Linked DNA regions of Homo sapiens: region 1 is linked to region 2. The links are chromatin loops, found by intact Hi-C in ENCODE. Cell type or tissue: dorsolateral prefrontal cortex. All regions are shown on one strand.

The links. Peaks named below come from ENCODE experiments on the same cell type or tissue, not always from the same donor. Only the 100,000 strongest peaks of a DNase experiment are listed, where the experiment ranks them.
Region 1: a loop joins it to region 2, with 9 times the contacts of the local background. A loop is called at or near these places in 67 of 110 quality-filtered maps.

What each region holds. Positions count from the first base shown.
Region 1 is chr16:88,940,937-88,943,436 of GRCh38, forward strand. The region is part of intron 1 of CBFA2T3 (CBFA2/RUNX1 partner transcriptional co-repressor 3); the gene reads right to left. The region is part of intron 1 of LOC100129697 (a long non-coding RNA gene); the gene reads left to right. Among named protein-coding and RNA genes, the nearest start is that of CBFA2T3, 35 kb to the right of the region's middle. RefSeq lists silencers at 1-131, 242-311, 342-691, 952-1,291. In dorsolateral prefrontal cortex, CTCF peaks have their summits at 1,056 (motif pointing right) and 1,264; a DNase peak (open chromatin) is centred at 1,099; H3K4me3 peaks cover 1,243 bases; H3K27ac peaks cover 251 bases; H3K27me3 peaks cover 147 bases.
Region 2 is chr16:89,166,382-89,168,881 of GRCh38, forward strand. LINC02138 (long intergenic non-protein coding RNA 2138) reads left to right here and starts at 2. Exons shown (of 3, transcript NR_046200.1): 1 at 2-118; 2 at 756-925; 3 at 1,728-2,500. RefSeq lists enhancers at 390-1,238, 1,239-2,086. In dorsolateral prefrontal cortex, CTCF peaks have their summits at 1,218 (motif pointing left) and 1,417; a DNase peak (open chromatin) is centred at 1,240; H3K4me3 peaks cover 400 bases; H3K27me3 peaks cover 769 bases.

The sequences.
Region 1 (2,500 bases), 230 kb before region 2:
CTGCGGCGCAGATCCGGGAACGGCAGCCGCGGGCGGAGTCGGGGTAGAGCGGCGGCGGCGCGCGGGGCGGACACGGCACTTACGGTCGGGGGGTCCGGGGGATCCGGCGGGCGGCGGACGGCGCACACTCGCGACTCGGTCCGGGAGTCGCTGCTCCTTCCAGCTTGGTCCCCGCCTCCACGACTCAGGGGCGGCTGCGCGCTGTCTTCTGGCGCCGCACCGGGCTCAGGCGCGCGGCGGGGCTGGGGCGCGCGGGGCGGCCGCCTGGGCCATGCCGGGGACTCGGCTCCGGCCACCCCGCGCGGGAACAAAGCGCGCACCCCGCCCGGGGCGGTCTCCGGCCTCCGCGGCCCGCGCCGGGTCCAGCCGCCGCGCCTGTGGCTCCAACGCCGCGCGCTCGCCCGAGAGTCTCACGGGGCCCCGCGGCCCCCGCCCCGCGCGCTCCGCCTCCGCCTCCTGCCCCCCGCCGCCGCCGCTGCGCCACCTGCCTCCCGCCCGGCGCCCATGGCGCTCAGCTCCGCCCCGGGGCGCCGGCCTGGAGAGGGGCTCCCCGCCGCCGAGAGCCGCCCCCAACGCCTCCGCCACCGGGGCGGCGCCCTAAGAACTGGCCGTGGGGGCCGGGGCTGTGCGGAGCGCCGGGAGCAGGGAGAGGGGAGAGGGGCGCGGGGAGGGGGCGACGGGCGCGCCGCCTCCTGCGGGGGGCGGCGCGGGGAGGCGCAGGCGGGGGCGAGCGAAGAGGTTGAGGGGTGCGGGCGCCGTGGAGGGGGCGCGGCTCTGGGGGGCGGCCCCCGCCTGCGCCCACCCTCTCCCCCTCCGCAGGCCGCGCACACCCACCTCGCAGCAGTCGGCGGCCGCGGGCCTCGCAGCTTTAGAACCGCGGCTTCTGGCGGCCGCGCGGGAGGCTGAACGGGAGTTGGGGGGTGTGGGGGGGGTGGGGAGGTGGGGAGTTGGGGGGGAGGTCGCTCCTTCGGCCGCCGCCCCCGCCCCCTGCCCCGCGCTCGCCCCCAGCGCGGCGCCTGGCCCGGCCCGGGGCCACCTCCGTGCGTGGCCGGCAGGGGTCGCGCTCCCCCCGCTCAGCCTCCCGGGCGGGTCCGATGCGAAGCCCTCGCTTCCCGCGGGTCCCGGGGCCAGGTCATTTGCATACACTTTGCATTCATTTGCATATCGTGCGTTTCATGTCCACCTGCAGAAACGCCCCGAGCCGCTGCTCTGCCCTCTCCGCACTTTCTCTGCCGGCAGGCCCCCTCCCCCGCCCGCTTTGCCTTTCCCTAAAGTACTTTGTGGCGTGTCTGGCGCATTTGCCTGCTTAGTACATTTTAGTAAAATTGGCGCCTTTTCCCTGTTTCCTGCCCCAACGCACACGTGCTCTTACTTTAGACACAAGCGGCTGGGGGGCCCAGGGGTCACCATTAGGAGACACAAGAGGCCAGACCTTCAGAGCAGCAGGGCCTTGGTTTGCCTCTCATTTCGCATAAATTTTGCATGTGAAGGTCCGAGGTCCCCAATCCCCAATATAAAAATATGGCAACGTGCGAAACATGGCCCATTCCAGCTTTGTGCCGCGGGCCTTTTCCCCCCACCCCTCGTCCCTCTCATGGACTTGGCTCTACCCACCTGAGCTGGCAGAGGAAGGGGACGGAAACCCAGAACGGGGGCTCCGTGAGGGGGAGGACAGCACCATGTCCTCCTGCAGCCCCTGGGCAGCGGTCTGGTCAGCTGGGTCACTAACCGCAGTGTGGCCCAGCCAGTTCCTCCAGCTCCTGGCTGTGGGAAGTGCTGTCTGAAGCCAGCCAGACTCCGTGAAAATTGTGACACAAACGCCAAGCACCTTCATTCTCCTGGTTTTCAGACTGTGCGTAACATGGTGCTTGCCCATGTGGCTCAGCCCAGTCCTTGTGGAATGGAGGTTTTCAGACTGTGCGTAACATGGTGCTTGCCCATGTGGCTCAGCCCAGTCCTTGTGGAATGGAGGGGGAGTTCTGAGCCCACCCCACAGTACAGTGCGAGTCCCCATGCGGTGGGTGTGTTGCCTAAGGTTACCGATTTTATGCTCGAAATTTATCCATCCTGGCTCCCTGGCTTCATGGACTCTGAGGCACAGTGGATTTTAAGATGCACCATTATTTTGTGTGCCACTAAGAAAGGAAAACATTCTGCCGGTGATAATCCTAAAACGCCCCCAGGTTTCAGAGATTTTACAAAGCAACATAAACGTGGGAGTGGGGGCAGGTGGGAGAATTCAGCAGCGAACCACCCTGAAGTCAGTCGGGTTGTGAGCTAAACAATGCCTGCGGCAGCTGTGGCTGCCCACAGGGCCTGGGAGCAGAAGCTGGCCTGGACCTGGGCCGGAAGCCCTCACCCAGCACCAGCGGCACGTCCGTGGTCTCGGTTCTCTGGACCGCAGGCTTCGGGTGTTAAGTGACCAGTTGCAACATCTCTGACTTACACAGGGTGCTCACAACCATTTGAGGAGTGACAGACCTGAAGGCACTGAAGATAC
Region 2 (2,500 bases):
TATGCAGTGGAGGAGAGGACAGACGTCCGGAACTGGGTAGAGATGGGCCTGCCGTGGGTGCGATCTGCTGGGGACACAGACCCACGCAGCAGGGGAGAGGACAGACGTCCGGAACTGGGTAGAGATGGGCCGTGGGTGGGATCTGCTGGGGACACAGACCCACGCAGCAGGGGAGAGGACAGACGTCCGGAACTGGGTAGAGACGGGCCTGCCGTGGGTGGGATCTGCTGGGGACACAGACCCACGCAGCAGGGAAGAGGACAGACGTCCGGAACTGGGTAGAGATGGGCCATGGGTGGGATTTGCTGGGGACACAGACCCACGCAGCGGGGGAGAGGACAGATGTCTGGAACTGGGTAGAGATGGGCCTGCCATGGGTGGGATCTGCTGGGGAGGGGAGCGTTCGCATGGTGTGGGGGGCTGGACAGCCACTCTCTCCGGGACCACAGCTTTCTGGGCTGGGGCAGGACAAGGCCACTCATGCCCCACTTGCCCTTCTGAGGTTCAGCCAAATGAGGCTCCCACCCCCATGACTCACAAGGCAGCTGGGAGCTCCGGCACTACCCGTGGGGATGGTCAGGACTCTAGGGGCCTTGGGGGGTGTGGGCCACTCCACCGTCAGCCCCAGCCCCATCCCCAGCCACAGCCTGTCTTTGGAGGGTGCTGACTGGGGGCCATTGCAGCTTATGGATCCCTGTGAAAGCCTGAACATCGGGAGCAGCCTGGTGACCTCTGCTCTCTGGTTCCCCCAACAGTGCTGTCCCACGTCCCCACCCCTGTGGCCAGCTCCGCCCACTCAGCCTCAGCCTTGCTGGGGCCTGGCCCGACCTCAGGAGTCCCTGCTGGCCTGGCCACCCTTGTGCCTTCGCCTCAGCCATCGGGGAGGCTCGGGTGGTCTCAGGGCCAACGCCAGGTGAGACCTCAGGTGAGCTGCCCCCCACCTTCCCAGTGCTCAGGGCCAGGGAAAGGGTGGTGGGCATGGACCACACTTGCAGCCCCCCCCTGGGGCATGCCTGGCCGCTGGCCTCCCTGATCCCTGCCCGGGTTGGGGCTCCAAGGGCAGGAAGTCAAGGCGTCCACGCTTGGTGACAGTGCTGGGCCGGCCTGGAGGGGGCAGGCATGTCCAGCATGGAGACGGAAGCAGGGAAGAGCCCATCGTCCCCTCCCAGCTCTGCCCTGAACACCCTCCAGCAATCGGAGGAGCCCGCTGCCCTTCCCCCACCCGCCTCCACTGGCATCCCTGGAGCCACACTGCCCCCTGCCGGGGCTGGCGGGTGTGATGGGCCACCAGGCCACCAGCCCTGACCCCGCCAGCCCTGAGCCCGCCAGTCCTGAGCCCACCCGAGCTCTTACGGCTGCACCTTGAGCCAGTGCCTGGTTGGCTCCTCTGTCACTGTGGGGAGATGGGACGCAAAACCAGTGTCAGGCTGGCTGGGCAGGACAGGACCCCACTTCCCCAGGTCAGGGACAGGCCTGAGGGAGCCCCAGACAGGCCCGCCACCCCCTGACCCCTCTGTGCCCAACTCCCCGTAGAGCCAGGACTGACCGTCAGGCTCCAGGGACCTGCTGTCCCCAGGTCCTCAGGAGGGCCAGCACCACCCCGCCCCCACCAGCAGCCCCTCCTGTCTAACATGTCCGTCTGTCTGTCTGTCTGTCTGTCCGTGTGTTTTGAATGCCCAAGATGTTTTAAACAGACTTCTCGAATATTCTTTTCATGTGTGTTGCAGGGGGGGTCAGGGGCTTCTGAACAAAAACGGCACCCCCATACCTGATGGGGCTCCTCTGAGCCCACCTGGACTGACCCCCTGTGGCCGCCAGGGGCAGCTGGTGGCCTGCCTGAATGTGGGGGCAGTGTCACCCCTGAGCCCAGAGAGCCGGAGCACAGCAGGGTCCAGGATGGCCCCAGCTACAGACACTGCCTGGCTTCCTCCACACCCCGAGATCCAGCTGCGTCTCCTCTGTCCCGGGGAAACTTACGGGAAACTTATGGGCGGAAGTCCCTCTGCAGGGCCCACTACCCAGAGCCAGCCACATGCACTCAGGCCAGGGCTCAGGGGCCGTGGGGGCTGGTGGCCCCAGCCCTTCTGGATCCACTCCCCACCCCTCACTCACTCCGTGGGGACCTTCATCTGCCTAGATGGGCTGGTCTGTGCTCTGACGGCCCCAGGACTGGGTGTCGGCCTCACCCCAGCGCCCTGGCGGCCTCCCGGCCAGAGTAGAATGTTGGAAGGGCATGGCCCATGGCCGACGCCAGGCTCCCGGCCAGGGCCCACCTGTGTTTGTCTCCTCACCCCGGCCTCCTCCAGCCTCAGGCCCTGCCTGTCAGACAGGGGCACTTGCCCAGGGGCTCCTCAGGGAGCAGTTGGTACCTGCAGAGCAAGCCCCCAGAGCCCCTGCCACAGGCACCCCAGCCTCAGGTCAGGTCTGGAATGGACACAGCCCCCAGACCAAGACCAGGGCCTCCTCACCCCGGGGTCCCCTCCCTTGGTGTCGGGTGTCA